Linked DNA regions of Homo sapiens: region 2 is linked to region 1. A link is a loop called in an ENCODE intact Hi-C map of the cell type or tissue named here. Cell type or tissue: heart left ventricle. All regions are shown on one strand.

The links. Hi-C counts contacts between places; a loop is a spot of excess contacts. Peaks named below come from ENCODE experiments on the same cell type or tissue, not always from the same donor. Only the 100,000 strongest peaks of a DNase experiment are listed, where the experiment ranks them.
Region 2: a loop joins it to region 1, with 4 times the contacts of the local background. A loop is called at or near these places in 10 of 110 quality-filtered maps.

What each region holds. Positions count from the first base shown.
Region 1 is chrX:154,395,410-154,403,409 of GRCh38, forward strand. RPL10 (ribosomal protein L10) reads left to right here and starts at 2,968. Exons shown (of 7, transcript NM_006013.5): 1 at 2,968-2,985; 2 at 3,088-3,133; 3 at 3,929-3,987; 4 at 4,078-4,185; 5 at 4,394-4,532; 6 at 5,055-5,217; 7 at 5,293-6,923. The coding sequence starts at 3,111. The coding sequence ends at 5,445. It overlaps DNASE1L1 (deoxyribonuclease 1 like 1), which reads right to left. Exons shown (of 8, transcript NM_001303620.2): 6 at 7,860-7,972; 7 at 7,533-7,781; 8 at 5,827-7,432. The coding sequence ends at 7,298. It overlaps SNORA70 (small nucleolar RNA, H/ACA box 70), which reads left to right and starts at 4,872; the gene lies at 4,872-5,006. It overlaps LOC124905228 (a long non-coding RNA gene), which reads right to left and starts at 3,433. Exons shown (of 2, transcript XR_007068356.1): 1 at 2,176-3,433. RefSeq lists silencers at 2,011-2,190, 2,261-2,330 and enhancers at 2,333-2,878, 2,891-3,100, 3,423-3,968, 3,969-4,512, 4,513-5,058 and 2 more. In heart left ventricle, a CTCF peak has its summit at 3,512 (motif pointing right); DNase peaks (open chromatin) are centred at 1,722, 2,282, 2,822 and 3,492; H3K4me3 peaks cover 3,719 bases; H3K27ac peaks cover 3,059 bases.
Region 2 is chrX:154,474,969-154,482,968 of GRCh38, forward strand. It overlaps PLXNA3 (plexin A3), which reads left to right. Exons shown (of 33, transcript NM_017514.5): 33 at 1-2,811. LAGE3 (L antigen family member 3) reads right to left here and starts at 4,313. Exons shown (of 3, transcript NM_006014.5): 1 at 3,760-4,313; 2 at 3,315-3,443; 3 at 2,807-3,090. The coding sequence starts at 3,947. The coding sequence ends at 2,976. RefSeq lists a silencer at 3,707-3,926 and enhancers at 4,188-4,687, 7,023-7,082. In heart left ventricle, no CTCF peak of the experiment used is centred here; DNase peaks (open chromatin) are centred at 4,003 and 4,343; H3K4me3 peaks cover 1,538 bases; H3K27ac peaks cover 1,005 bases.

The DNA of each region.
Region 1 (8,000 bases):
TGCCATGGCACTCCAGCCTGGGCAACAAGAGCGAAACTCCATCTCAGAAAAAAAAAAAAAAAAAAAAAAAAGACAGTGGAGTCCTAGATGGCGAGGGTAGCAATGGAGAAACCCACTTCAATTTCTTTGAGCCAACAGTTGGAAGGATTCCCGTGGGAAGGTCAGGAGGGAGAGGAGCCAACAGGTGGAACTCCGACAGTTCCCCCGTCCTCACCTTGTAGGGCTGCAAGATTCCTTGGTGCCTGTCTGGGCTCCAGGGCCCCCACCCACCCCTGCAGGCTTATGTGCGGATCAGCAAGAGGCACTCTGCTCTCGGGGCAGGTACTCGGCTGGAGGCGAGGACACGGGAGGGATTTCAGCCCTCTCGCTCCCCAGGAAGATGTCCTTGTGCAGAGAACAGCCTGCACGACCTACTAGGGCACCCAGGATTAGGCTGTATCCTCCGTCTGCCCAAACTGGCTACAGAAAGCTCATTTTAACGCCCACTAGAGAGTGAGGAGACTGTAGGTGCAATTTCTTTTTTCTTTTTTTTCTGAGACAGATGAGTCTTGCTCTGTGGTCCCAGGCTGGAGTGCAGTGGTGTGATCTTGGCTCACTCAAACCTCCACCTCCCAGGTTCAAGCCAGATTCTCCTGCCTCAGCCTCCCGAGTAGCTGAGATTACAGGCATGCGCCACCATGCCCAGCTAATTTTTTTATATTTTTAGTAGAGACGTGGTTTCACCCTGTTGGCCAGGCTGGTCTCCAACTCCTGACCTCAATTGATCCACCCACCTCAGCCTCCCAAAGTGCTGGGATTATAGGCGTGAGCCACTGCACCCGCCCTGTAGGCAGATTTTTTTTTTTTTTTCTGAGATAGTTTCTCTCTGTAGACTAGGCTGGAGTGCAGTGGCATGATCTCGGCTCACTGCAACCTCTGTCTTCCGGGCTCAAGCAATTCTCCTGCCTCAGCCTCCCAAGTAGCTAGTATTACAGGTGTGTGCCACCACACCCGGCTCATTTTTGTATTTTTAGTAGACAGGGTTTCACCATGTTGGCCAGGTTGGCCTTGAACTCCTGACCTCAGGTAATCCGCCCGCCTCGGCCTCCCAAAGCGCTCGGATTACAGGCGTGAGCCACAGCGCCCGGCCATACACGAATTTTTTTGAGACAGTCTTGCTCTGTCGCCCAGGCTGGAGTACAGTGGTGTGATCTCAGCTCACTGCAATCTCTGCGTCCTGAGCTCAAGCGATCCTCCCACCTCAGCTGGGATTAGAGTGTGCCGCCACGCCTGGCTAATTTTTAAATATATATATATATATATATTTTTTTTTTTTTTTTTTTTTTTCTGAGACGGAGTCTCGCTCTGTCACCCAGGCTGGAGTGCAATGGCGTGGTCTCGGCTCACTGCAACCTCCGCCTCCCGGGTTCAAGCGATTCTCCTGCCTCAGCCTCCGAAGCAGCTGGGATTACAGGCACCAGCCAGCATGCCCAGCTAATTTTTGTATTTTTAGTAGAGACGGGGTTTCACCATGTTGGCCAGGCTGGTCTCGATCTGCTGACCTCATGATCCGCCCGCCTCGGCCTCCCAAAGTGCTGGAATTACAGGCGTGAGCCACTGCGCCCAGCCAATTTTTAGTTTTTAATTTTTGTAGAGGCGGTTTTTCGCCATGTTGTCCAGGTCTCAAATTCCTGGGCTCAAGTGATCCGCCCACCTCCGCCCCTCAAAGTGCTGAGATCACAGGCGTGAGCCACGGCACTCCGCCGCAATTCCTGACTTGTACTGCCCCAGTGGTGTTACAGCCTCGAACCCAGTTTCCAGACCTAAGTCACCGCCGGCATCCAGAGTCCCATGATGGAAAGGGAGGCTAGGTTCCCCTGGGAAGGACCTTGCACCACTGCTGCAAGTGCACCCCAGAAATCGTCCCAAGCTTTTCTCAAAGGGACCTGCAGCCATTTATAAAAGCGACATATCATCCTGGAAAACAGGTGCGCTCGAGCAGGATTTCCTCCCGTCCTTCCTGTCAAAGGACGGGAAGACTTTGTTACCCCACCGCGCCCCACCTGCAGAATGGTGGACAGATACCTCCAGATGCCACTTCCCCCAGGACGCCCGCCTGCTCTGCGCACCTCTCCCCGGATGCTGCCCCGTGGGCGGGTGGGGGCGGCCCTGCTTCCCCACGACCCCCAGACGCACCCGGAGGGACTCTTGAGCACAGTGGAGTGGGAAGGGCGAGGTGGGGCGGTGCCCAGGCGAGAGCGGCTCATGGGAGGCGGCGCCCGAGACGCAGCTGGTCGGGACGGTGCGGGTCAGGGTGGGCGGAGCGGGGCTAGAGATGCCCCGGGGTTTCCCAGGCCATGAGTCTCCGTGGAGATTTCTCCTCGACCTCTTCCCCGCGGCAATGTGCGAACCCTGGGTCTCCAGGAAACGGGGATACGGGGCATGGCTCCCAGCAAGGCCTGGTCCAGCCTCTCCGGTAGGGGAATGGGTCTCCCCCTCCGGCCTCCCGGGTTGACAAAGGAACGCGGGCCCAGATCCCCGTATGGCGCTTCACCGCCGGGGCCTCTAGCCTAGAAGGAGGCACGGAGCGCGTGTCCGAGACCCGTGCAAGCTCAGGGACACTCTCGCGGTCGCCGGGAGGCCCACCTAGGGTACTTTCCTTTTTTCCACTCTCAGAAATATACGTCTGTCACAGTTAACGGCAAAGCCTAGGGCAAGAGTTCTACGCCCAAGATGGCCAGCCGGAAGCGGGCTTCTCGCGACCATGTGGCGAAGCCCCATTCGTCAGCTGGCCGCCCGCGGCCCTGGTACCCGGTCACCTCTCTGATCTGCGCATGTGCTGGGCTACGCCCGGGCGCAAGCGCCAAGAGCGGCTGCGTCTATGGTCATGACGTCTGACAGAGCGTCCACCCGTCTTCGACAGGACTCTATGGTTCTTACGCGCGCAGACAGACCGCCTATATAAGCCATGCGCAGGCGGAGGAGCGCCTCTTTCCCTTCGGTGTGGTGAGTAAGCGCAGTTGTCGTCTCTTGCGGTGCCGTTGCTGGTTCTCACACCTTTTAGGTCTGTTCTCGTCTTCCGTTCCGACTCTCTCTTTTTCGTTGCAGCCACTGAAGATCCTGGTGTCGCCATGGGCCGCCGCCCCGCCCGTTGGTGAGTCTTGAATCCGTGTACTTTCACTGCTGGGAAACGGGCGGGGAAAGAAGTGCCTATGGCCGCTGAAAACAATTGTGGGGTGGAGCCTCCCCCGTGCGGCGGCCCTGTCTTGGGAACTGACCCTATGTTTTACACCTCCCGGCTATTTTTTAGTCTGCAATATTACTGTCTGTTCCTTCGTTCCCGTGTCGGTGTGGAAGCGACGGTTCCCTCGTATCTCTGCCTGTGTCCTGCAAGCTCACCGCATTTTCGGGCGCTAGATACGCTCTTGGGGCCTTTGTGTGCGTTCTCTGTCTTATTTCCGGGCGACGTGCCGCGTGCGTTGTCGGACGTGAAGGGCAGTCCGGGAAAAACGGGTGCGGCCGCCTCCTGTGTCCTACAGGGGGCGCCAGACGCATTTCCACTCGGCTTGGAGGTGGATTTAGTGCCACGTGCCCGAAAGTCTTAAATTGGGTGACCTGAGCTGTGCAATGATAATGCGGCGATTTTGTAGTACGCAGTGTCTTGAAGAGAGAATTTTTAACTAGGAAAGTTTGTTGCAAAGTGTTTATAGGAAGCGTAAGACAAAGTAACGGAAGATGGTGTCTGTTGTTTCTAGTCTTGGGTGTTGTCTGTGTTGCAGCAGCCAACTGTTGCTTTGTAGTTTATTTCCCCGAATGGAAACGGTTTAGAAGTGGACGTGCATTCCCCACCCTTTTCCCGTCCCTCGTTTGGGTTGTTCCTTGAGGGGCAAAGTGCCTGTTGGGCTTTCTGTGAACCTCACCTAACCTGTGTTTTTTCACTCCCCTGCAGTTACCGGTATTGTAAGAACAAGCCGTACCCAAAGTCTCGCTTCTGCCGAGGTGTCCCTGGTAAGTAGTGGAAGAGCCCCTGCACTGGTTGGCTCTGCGGACTCCGCGTCCGTCTGTGACACCCCCTGCACACTTACCCAATCCTTTTAGATGCCAAGATTCGCATTTTTGACCTGGGGCGGAAAAAGGCAAAAGTGGATGAGTTTCCGCTTTGTGGCCACATGGTGTCAGATGAATATGAGCAGCTGTCCTCTGAAGGTAAGGCAGGATTCTTTGTTCGTCACCCCCCAGTCCTTCCTCCGTGCTCCCTCAACCCCACCCACATACACTGCACTGGAATTGGGAGTTGATGAAACATGAGCCTTACAAAACTCAGCCAACACAGTTCCCCTGAGCTGGAGATAGTCGTGGTGAATGTTTCTCTATTATCTTCTCTCACTTTGCTGCTTTTCTTCTCCCTACCTAGCCCTGGAGGCTGCCCGAATTTGTGCCAATAAGTACATGGTAAAAAGTTGTGGCAAAGATGGCTTCCATATCCGGGTGCGGCTCCACCCCTTCCACGTCATCCGCATCAACAAGATGTTGTCCTGTGCTGGGGCTGACAGGTGAGCTTGGTCTGGGCCTTTTAAGGCAGTTGGAGTCTCTACATTATTAGGCTTGCATTATTTTATCAGAGCATAGAGGTGGCCCCAGTGACTCAGCCACTATGGCTACTAGAAAAGCCAGGCTGGCAAGTGACTTTCAGTGGTCACTCAGGACCCCTTCCTGCAGATACAAACAAAGCATGAGTAAGTCTTAGCAAGCTCTTCCCCACAGGTTAGGGGAAACACTGGTGATGGGAGTAGCTCTTCTTGCTTTTAGCTGAATGACAACCATCTTGCCAGCAGGTAGCTGAAGCTGGCAGAGGAGCCCAGTGGCGCCTTTTCAGTGGTTCTTGGGATGCTCCGCAGCCAATTAAGCCGACTGAGTTCCTTTCCTCATGGGGACCCAGTGTGCGATGGCTGCACACAGCAGCTTCCTTGGTAGTGTACGCAGCCTGTTGGTTGTATGGGTTGCTCTAAGGGACCTTGGAGACAGGCCTTTCAGGTGGATGTTCATGTTTCTGACCTTGCACTACCCCAATGTAGGCTCCAAACAGGCATGCGAGGTGCCTTTGGAAAGCCCCAGGGCACTGTGGCCAGGGTTCACATTGGCCAAGTTATCATGTCCATCCGCACCAAGCTGCAGAACAAGGAGCATGTGATTGAGGCCCTGCGCAGGGCCAAGTTCAAGTTTCCTGGCCGCCAGAAGGTATGTAGTGCTGCAGCCCCCTTCTCCCACCTTTGCCCCAGGCCTCCTGACTCAGTTCTTTCCATTGCTCCTTAGATCCACATCTCAAAGAAGTGGGGCTTCACCAAGTTCAATGCTGATGAATTTGAAGACATGGTGGCTGAAAAGCGGCTCATCCCAGATGGCTGTGGGGTCAAGTACATCCCCAGTCGTGGCCCTCTGGACAAGTGGCGGGCCCTGCACTCATGAGGGCTTCCAATGTGCTGCCCCCCTCTTAATACTCACCAATAAATTCTACTTCCTGTCCACCTATGTCTTTGTATCTACATTCTTGACGGGGAAGGAACTTCCTCTGGGAACCTTTGGGTCATTGCCCTTTCACTTCAGAAACAGGTTGACAACTCAGCCCTGCTCATGAGGCAGCAAACCCTGCAAAGGGCTGGGACTGGTGGCCTTATGTCAGTTGTCTACTCTGGAGCTTGACTTGGACCTCCCCAGGTCCTAGGCAGTAGGTTGAAAAACACTGAAGTGCTTTTCATGAAGCACAGCTGCAGCAAAGCCTTGCAATCCCAGGCTGGGGTCAGCCTACAGTTGTGTTGCTTATTACAACACATGCGGACCAAGAGGGGCTTGTGGGCTAGAGGCTGACCAGCAGCGTTTATTTAGCAAGGGTAGGTGTGCATCACATTGGGCTTGTTCTCACCCATCTGGTTTGGCCATTCCTCCTTGGTGGGAATCATCCAGGTACTGCTGAGGTCACCTGCGATTTGCCCCATTTCCTATCTCTAGCAACCTCCTGGGCCCCATGCCCCCACCCCTTCTAGAACCTGCATTCCCAGGGCCTTCACCACCTGACCAAAGGTCTAGGCTAACCTTTGGTCATTTGTAACAAGACCTCGGAACAGACACGTGTGTGGCATGGTTTGGCCTGGGGATCTTAGATGTCTGACCTGAACTATTGTAGAACAGCGCTGGCTTTTGGGGGAGCAGCAAAAATGAGAGGAGTGCTAGGTGGGTGGCCTGAGCATCTGTATCCAGGGACAGGACTCCAAAGGCTTTTGGTCCCAGAGCTGGGGTATGTTGGCCCCAGCCCCCAGCCTGTGGCTCCCAAAAGGCCTCTGGTTTTTTGTAATCTCAGTTTACAGCCATTTCTTAGGTTTTTAATTACCTTTATTTTATTTTGCCAAACATACCTGGGAATACCTTTTATTTTTTTTTTACCTTGGGGTGATGGTTCCAAACCATAAATGTGATTATAGTTAACACATGACCCTTCTAGCGTCCCAGCCAGTGTTTTTCCTGACCTCTCTTCTTTGGAGAGGAGGATGGAAGGGAGGGGTCCGGCATGCTGCTGGCATTTTGCTGTGTCCTGCAGCCCCTTTCCGGGACACCTGGGTTCACACAGCTTTTTAGCTTACATAACTGGTGCAGATTTTCTGTGTGGAGATGTTGCCTTGACCAGCCTTGGCTGGACTTTACCAGGCATGCAGAAGCCTGTACCAACACAGACTACAGCACCCAGGAGGTGCGAGTGTGGCTGCTCAGCGGTTATAACAGGCCTGACTGCATTGTTCACCGGATTATAATGAGCCAAAATGTTTCCCGGTGTTTGCTGGTTTCAGGGAAGGAGTTTGATATAGCAGATTAACCACCCTCCTTGTAGCTATTGGGGCTTAATGGTTTCCTGGTGATTCTTACCAATCCACAATAAACATGGCCCATTGGCATATCTGCTGCACAAGTGTCCTATCTCACCAATCTGGGTTTTTGTTCTCAGTAACTTTCCTTCTTGTCATACAACATCTTCATTCCTCTTTCTGAACCCTCCCTTCCCCTACCCCAACCCAGAGCCCACTTTGTCTCCACTCCTGATACTACACTACCTGGCAGGTGGCATGAGTGCAGGGCCCCTGGCTTCCTCTCCTAATCTAGGCACAAGCCCAACCAAAGAACAAGAGCCAAATCAAACAAGGCAGGCAGGGGTGGACTACAGTCACAGGGCAACTATAGTTGAAGCCCCCCAGCCCCAGGGCTGGATGGACGGGGGAGGCTGGGGTTTAAGTCCCAAAAGGCAGCAGGCCCTGGGGGGGTAGGGGGACGCTCAGGCAGCAGGGCACAGCTGAGGGGACAGGAGTGATAGCAGCAACAGAACAGTGAGGCTGAGAGGCTGGACGCTGTGCGCCTGGCTCAGCTTCAGCTCCACCTCCACGGGGTAGTGGTCACTGATGTTGAGGGCCTGGGAATGGGTGGTGGGGCAGTGTCAGTGCCCGGGGCCGAGGGGCTTCCCTGTGACCCTGCTGCTGCCCTCCCTCCTCATGCCAGCCCCATCCCTTCACCTCCTCCTCGGTGAGCTGGAAGCTCGTGGGGAAGTCAAAGGCAGCCGCAGTGTGCAGCAGACTCCGGCAGCGCTCCCCGTGCAGCACGACGCGGTCATAGGTGCAGTGGGTGCTGGCCCGCACTGTGGTGTCCTCCCCATCGGCAATCACCCAGTGGAAGCCTGGCTCAGTCCGCAGCTCCAGCTTGTCCAGGCGCTTTTTGGTCAGTGAAGCGCAGTCAGCATTGAAGTCCCCAAGCAGGATCACGTCCTAGAGACACAGCAGCCATCAGGCTGGCCGCTGGGCCACCCTATCCTTGTCCCTCCTGTACAAACTGCCCAGGCCTACCTTGCTCTGCCAGTGCTGGGAGACCTCCAGAAACACATCGTAGAGGGCGTTCAGCTCCTTCTCTACGGCCTTAGGAGTGGTGTGCAGCGGGACCAACACCAGGCTGGGAAGGACTGCAAGGCCCAGGGACCGAGGGCTGCC
Region 2 (8,000 bases), 80 kb after region 1:
TTTTTTCTTTAGTAGAGATGGAGTCTTGCTGGTTTTGAACCTCCTGGGCTCAAGTGATCCTCCTGTTTTGGCCTCCCAAAATTCTGGGATTACAGTTGTGAGCCACTGTGCCCAGCCAAGTGAGATGCAATTTTTTTTTTTTTTTTTTTTGAGACAGAGTTTCACTCTTGTTGCCCAGGCTGGAGTGCAATGGTATGATCTTGGCTCACCGCAACCTCCGCCTCCCGGGTTCAAGTGATTCTCCTGCCTCAGCCTCCTGAGTAGCTGAGATTACAGGCATGTGCCACCACGCCCAGCTAATTTTGTATTTTTAGTAGACACAGGGTTTCTCCATGTTGGTCAGGCTGGTCTCGAGCTCCCGACCTCAGGTGATCCGCCCGCCTCAGCCTCCCAAAGTGCTGGGATTACAGGCATGAGCCACTGTTCCTGGCCTTTCTTCTTTTTTTGTTTTTGTTTTTTTTTGAGATGCAATTTTAAATAGGGTGGCTTGGACAGCCACCTGAGTTGGGTTTAAAAGCTGCCAGCTCCAGCCGTCCAGCTGTGGGGCCACGGTGCCAGACAGTGGTGGTGGTTATAGGACCGTAGGTGTTTACCAAAACTAGACAAGTCCACATAACAACCAACTGCACAAATAAGGAGTAAAATAATAAAGAGAAGGACGTGTGAGGCAGGACTGGATTGTAGCCCAGGATAAAGAGAAGTTGCGGGATGACAGCTGTGCCGTCGGCCCAGACAGAACCATCTGGACAGAGGACAGAGGATAAGGGAGATGGTTGAAAATACTACCATCATATGATAATGACAACTAAGCCACAGGAAAACAAGGCAGTTTTAACCTCAGGGGAAATCCCTCAGAAATGGATGGAATCTACCAGAAGCATCATGAGAGGAAGAGGAAGGGAAACAGAGCTAAATTGGGGCCAGGTGTGGTGGCTCGCACTTGTCATCCCAGCACTTTTGGAGGCCCAGGCGGGAAGATCACTGGAGCCCAGGAGTTCAGGACCAGCCTGGGCAACAAAGCGAGATCCCCTCTCTACAAAAAATAAAAAACTAGCCAGGCATGGTGGTGCATGCCTGTGGTCCCAGTTACTCAGGAGGCTGAGGTGCTGGGGAACAAGGCTGCAGTGAGCTGTGATTGTGCCAGCCTAGGTGACAGAGCCAGACCCTGTATCAAAAAAAATAATAATAATTAAAAAACAAAAGATCGGCTGGGCGCGGTGGCTCATGCCTGTAATCCCAGCACTTTGGGAGGCTGAGGTGGGTGGACCACCTGAGGTCGGGAGTTCGAGACCAGCCTCACCAACATGGAGAAACCCTGTGTCTACTAAAAATACAAAATTAGCTGGGCGTGGTGGTGCATGCCTGTAATTCTAGCTACTTGGGAGGCTGAGGCAGGAGAATTCACTTGAACCCGGGAAGTGGAGGTTGCGGTGAGCCAAGATCGCACCATTGCACTCCAGCCTGGGCAACAAGAGTGAAACACTGTCTCAAAAAAAAAAAAAAAAAGTGAAAGATCTAAATTGTCAACTATTCGTCAATAATTAATGTCTAAAAAATATTAAGAAAGGAAGAAAGGAATGAGAGCAAAAGAGAGGGAGAGAGGAAAGTGTCATCTTCATAAGCTGAAGGCCAGTGCCACCGTCACCACTGGCAGAGCTCCCCAGATTCTACAAAGGGAAACTGTTCCTCCATATGGAGTAATAGGGACTGGATATGTCATGCCAAATGAAAGAACACGCCAAACCAGACAAAATATATGGAATGCAGAGTATTAAAAAACTGGCTGTGGGCCAGTGAGGGACAGCGACGTGTGGGAGCTGGGAAACAAGGTAAGCCATGCGACTGGCCCAGTGTCCTGTGTGGAGTTTCCTGGTGGAGCCTGGCAGACACCCGGACTTTAGGAGTTGAAACTGATTCAGAGCGTCCCAGCAGCTGGAGTTTGCAGGGCGGAGAACCAGAGAGAAGAGAGCTGCACAGGGAAAGAACCCTGGATATCCACAGAGGCTCCCGTTCCAGTGTGCAGCGGACTACGACTACTGGTGAGCACAGGCGTGTGAGGAAGCTACCCAAGACCAGGGAAGGCCATCACCCCAGCAGGAGAGGATGAACGGTAACTCCAGTGTGCAAGCAGGACAGGGACTAGCAGCTGTCCCCACCCACCAGGATAGAGAAGCTCATGTTCACCTAGGCAGCACTGGCCAGGGTGCCCAGAATGGTGTTTGTTGCCTCCATAGAGGGAAACAAGCCTACAGTTAAGAGCTGCTCTGGTCCCACACAGCACATCTTCAAAGCAAGACTCAAAAGGATCAAACCATTTCCTTGTTTTCTGAGAATAAAAGCAGTTGTACCTCTTCCTTTTCACTCTCAGAAAATCTGATAGAATCTATAAAAGAGCCCTAAGGCTGGAGACACTGTATTTTCCAGGGAGCCAACTCCTTGCCCCAGACACTAGTCAATTGCCCCAGCACTTTCTTCACTGATCGTTAGAGGAAAAAAGCTCATGTTAGATTTAAAAATCAGGAAAAAAATTTAACACTAAACTTGCAAATATTATGTGGTGTATATTACAGTTACACATTTACTATGTAAGTGCAACTGTAAAACTGAGGAAGTATTCCAAAATGTTGACAGTAGTTAATCCTGAATGACAGAACCCAATTGATTTTCATTTTCTTCCATTTCCTAAATTGTCTTCAATTTCCTTGTACTCCTTGAATATCTGAATTCTAGAACCCCCCCCCCAGCAACCCAAGCACAACAAGAATATTGGGAGGTGCCCCAGCTGCAAATAAACTCAGACTTGGAATAGTAGCGCAGTTTTATTTTCTGTAGTAACAAACATTTAAGAACCAGATAAAACATGAGGCCCTCCCAGGAAAGTAGCAACTGTGGGAATTCCTGCCCTAGGGAAGGATGGACGCACTGCCTACAAGGAGACGCAAAGTGGGACCTCGCTCCATTTGCCCAGGCCAGGCTTAGCGGGAAACGGGGGGCCCAAAGCGCTGCATGGTCCGCACCACCAGGGAAAGCTGGTCAAGAAAGTTGATGACGGAAATTCGGAGCAGGCGACAGTCTTCAGCTTTCCAGCGGCTAAAAGTGAGGGGAAAAGAAAATCAAATTGGAGGTGGCAACTCCTGGTCCCTCGCTCTGCCCCTCAGGCACCCAATATAGCAAACCCTTGGGAGCCCTGCCATTACACAGCCCCTCAGGCAGAGACCGGCCCAGCGCACCTGGCGCTCCTTAGGGCTCATCCTTGGATGTCCCCCATGTCTCCATGGGCCGCCTCCCCCAACCCCGTCCCTTTCAGAACTTACACGACCAGGATCCTGCCACTCACTGTGAGATCCTTCCCAACCACCCTTTGGTGGGGCTCGGCATCTGGTGCCAGGGACCCATGGGCGATTTCCGCCTCCAAGGGGGTCGGGAAAGGCACGCTGAGGGTGCTGGGGGTCATTCGGTTAAGGTGCCATCTGATACGATCTTGCCTATGTCTCAGGCCTTCTTGCTCCTCTGAAGCCCCCTCTCAGGTCACCCTGCCTAGTGTCACCCCCTTCACTCCTTACCTCGCCCAGGCCACCGTTAGCAGAGCTTCTCCCTCCATTTCAATGTCTTCCCCTCCTCCGACCACCTCTGACCGTATACGCCAGCCCCGGTCCCCCCCTGCTACCCTTTCCGTCGGCCCCCCGCCCGCCCTCCTTTCCTTCTCCCCGAGTCCAGCCCTCGCTCCGCCGCAAGCAGCCCCCAGCTCGGAAAGGATACAATATGTGCGGCCGCATTCGTGACCCCCTGGCCGCAGACGCGGCGTCTCTGCCCGGACCTGGCGCGTGCGCTGGGGGAGCTCCACCGGCCGGAGCTGCGGCTGTGTCCACGCCCCCGCGGCAGCTGTGGCCACCCCGGCCATCCCCGCCGTCAGCGCCTCCGCCTGCGTCTGCATCCGCGTCCCGCATGACCGCCGCCGCGCCGCTCCGACTCCACCCCCGAAGCGCAGGTCCTACGCCCCGCCCTCTCTGTGGCTCCTTCCCGAAGCCCCGCCCCCTGCGCACGACTCCGCCCACACGCGCCTGCGCAGGTCCCTGGAGAGCCTGACTGGCGCGTGGTCAGTTCCCGCCAAGCGGCCCTGCCGGGGGCCTTCTGAGACCCGGTCAGCGGTTGAGAGGCTGCGGTTTCCTCCAGAAACTCTGCCCTTTCGCGCGTAACTCGATTCCAGAGCGCTGGTGCAAACTGACCCACAGTCGGTCCGGCCCCAGGAAGCCAACCCTGACGGGGCTTTTGAAGACACCGTGGTCGCCTATCCCAGAGGCGCACCCCGCGAGGCTCCGCCCCTAAGCGCGCCTTGTGACCTTAGCGCGCCTGCGCTGGCGGGGCCTTCCCCCTTGTCCCTGGAGGCCCCAGTGAGGCCCTGCGGTGCCTGGACGGCTTCCCGCCCCGTTTCTTACCTGGACCCAAGAGCCCCAGGAGATGTGGCACAACGTCCATGTTGCGATTCGCAGAGGGAGGGTGGCCGGGTCGGGTAACCCCCAAGGATACTGCTCTTGCCCTCAACCCCAGTGCCCAACCAACGGGGCTTCACCATGGACTGTGAAGCATCGGATGTGCATTTTAGAGGAAGCATTTTAGAGCGGGTGGGCTGTGCAGAGCGGGGGAGCCTGTCAGCAGGAGGCCTGCACGGAGGCGAAAAATGACAGGGCCTTGAATGAAAGTACTGGCGGTGGGTCTAGGTCTAATATAACGTGAAAAATCAGACTGCACAACTATGAGTATGAAAATGCCAGTTTAGGCCAGGCAAAGTGGCCCCCGCTTGGAATCCCAGCACTTTGGAAGGCCAAGGGAGGAGGATCACTTGAGCCCAGGAGTTCAAGACAAACACAGGCAACATAGTGAGACCCCGTCTCTACAAAAAATACAAAAATAAATTTTAAAAGTTAGCTGGGAGTGGTGGAGCGTGCCTGTAGTCATAGCTTCTTGGAGGCTGAGGAGGGTTGATTGCTTGAGCCCGGGAGTTCGACACCAGCCTGGGCAACATAGTGAAACCCTGCCTCTACAAAAAATACAAAAATTAGCTGGGTGTGATGGTGCACACCTGTGGTCCCAGCTACTAGGGAGGCTGAGATGGGAGGACAGCCTGAGCCCGGGAGGCAGAGGCTGCAGTTAGCCGTGATCGCCCCACCGCACTCCAGCCTGGTTGATAGAGCCAGACCCCGCCTCAAAAAATAAAAGAAAATGCCAACTTAGTCTCTTACTGTACATATGTAGAGAAATCCTAGAACAATACAGCGTCAGGTAAATCCTCATGATCTCTGCTAATAGTATGGTGGGTGACTTTAATTTCCTTTTTGTGTTTTCCCTCCAATTTTTCCGAAGTGGTCTTTTATGACATTTACAATAAAAAAAAAAGTATTTAAAGTGACATCAGTCCGGGCACGGTGGCTCACGCCTATAATCCCAGTACTTTGGGAGGCCGAGGCGGGTGGATCACTTGAAGTCAGGAGTTCAACACCATCCTGGCCAACATGGTGAAACCCCCGGCCCTACTAAAAATAACAAAAATTAGCTGCGTGTCGTGGTGTGCGCCTGTAGTCCCAGCTATTCGGGAGGCTGGGACAGAAGAATCACTTGAACCCGGGAGGTGGAGGTTGTGGTGAGCCGACATCACGCCACTGCACTCCAGCCTGGGCGACAGAGGGAGACTGTCTCAAAAAGAAAAATAATAAAAATAAAAAATGAATAAATAAAGTGACATAAAATTTCCAACAGTGTTTGTCATGTTTGGACAACCTATTTTCCTCCTTTGCAGTCATAAGGAAGGATTAAACACTGAACTATATCAGCAAATCCTGTTGGGTTTCCCTCTGAAATAGGTTCCACATCAGCCCACTTCTCGCTCTCCACTGCTAGTCTGCTGTGGAAGCCAGCATCTTTCCTTGACCTCCCTCAACAGCTTCCTGGCTGATTCTCTTTTACACTTTCCCCTCTACAACCTATTCACCACACCGCAGAATGACTTTTTAATTTCTAATTTAAATTGCATGGGGCTGGGCGCAGTGGCTCATGCCTGTAATCCCAGCACTTTGGGAGGCCAAGGCAGGCAGATCACTTGAGGTCAGGAGTTCCAGACCAGCCTGACCAACATGGTGAAACCCCATCTCTACTAAAAATACAAAAATTAGCCAGTTGTGGTGGCAGGAGCTTGTTATCCCAGCTATTTGGGAGGCTGAGACAGGAGAATGGCTTGAACCCGGGAGGTGGAGGTTGTGGTGAGCCCAGATCGCACCATTGCACTCCAGCCTGGGCAACAAGAGCAAAACTCTGTCTCAAAAAAAAAAAAAAAAAAATTAGCCGGCTGTGACAGTGTGTGCCTGCGGTCCCAGCTACCAGAGAGGCTGACGCAGGAGGATTGCTTGAGCCCAGGAAGTCAAGGCTACAGTGAGCTATGATCTAGCCACTGCACTCTGCACAAGTAACAGACTGAGACTCTGTCTCAATCAAACAAACAAACAAAAAAGTCCATGATATTCAGGAAAGAAAGCAGAGATAAAGGAAAGGTTTTTATAGGGAAATGGCAAGTAATAGCTGTAGAAAAAACTATCAGAAAATTACCATCTTTGCAACCACCAATGTAATAATTAATTGTTATTAACTTAATAATTGATTCAGGATGGCCAGGTGTAGTGGCTCACGCCTGTAATTCCAGCACTTTGGGAGGCCGAGGCGAGTGGATTGCGAGGTCAGGAGTTTGAGACCAGCCTGGCCAACACAGTGAAATCCCATCTCTACTAAAAGTACAAAAAAAATTAGCCGGCTGTGGTGGCATGCATCTGTAGTCTCAGCTACTCAGGAGGCTGAGGCGGGAGAATCTCTTGAACCCAGGAGGCAGAGATTGCAGTGAGCCGAGACCACGCCATTGCACTCCAGCCTGGGTGACAGAGTGAGGCTCCGTCTCACAAAAAAAAAAAAAAATCGATTCAGGCAAGGAATTGTCGCTGGATGGCAAAAGCATTAGCTGAAAGGTTGTTGGGGACAGGATATTCACAAAGTCCCCAAATATTACCCCAAATTACTTGTGAATCAGGAAGGGAAACTGCGTCTTTACAGGGGAGAGATCTGGCAGCAGCCACCTGGATCACGTGATCAAACTGAGCGTCCTCAACAGTGGGGCAGCCTGACCCTGCCAGCTGCCTGATGAGGGGCTGGGGGTGAGTGTGGTCAGAGGAGGAAAGGATACAGTAGCAGCTGCCCTGGATGCTTCCAAAAATATTCTTGCCTGATTGCCTATGGAGAATGGCTAGTTGGGAGAGGCAAAGATGGCCTCCTGCTCCCTCAGAAGCCTGGCTGAGTGGCATTGCCAGTCCTCCAGCCGGGCCGTGGAGAACACGTGTGTGCTGAGGAGCCGGCCAGTGCTGGACGTGAGTGCCAAGAGGGAAGGGACTGTGTCTTCCAGTCTCAGGGTTGCCAGCACCTGGGACACAAGGGGGCACTCAGTGATGAGCAGGGTGTCGTCTGCAGCAAAGTCAGGCGCTGTCTGGAAGACATGGGCTGGAGCTCAGGAGAGAGGGCCGGGATGAGACATAGACATGGCAGTGAGGCACAGAAATAGAAAGCAAGCTGGATGAGCTCCCCGAGGAGTGATACAGAGGGAAGAGAAGGGGCTCAGGGACAGAGCCCTGGGGCACCAACATTGAGGGGTGGGGTGTGTGTGAAGAACCAGCAAGAGAGCCTGAGTAGGAGCAAGTGGTGGAAACAGCGGGAGAGCAAAGGCAGAAGAGGGTGAGGAATGAGGACTGCCGGCCATTCAGTGGGGCCCTGAAGGTGTATGCAGGCCGCTCCAGCTGGGCCCTGGAGGAGGACAGGGCAGTTGCTGTGTGTCTCTCATCTCTCCTGAAGGCTTTTCAGGGCTGGGAGGCTCAAGGCTGGCCACCTCTGCTGCATCTACTCCTGGGAGTACCAGGCCCGGGCAGATCTATTGGAGCTGGTGAGGCTCACATGGGACACCAGCTGATCCA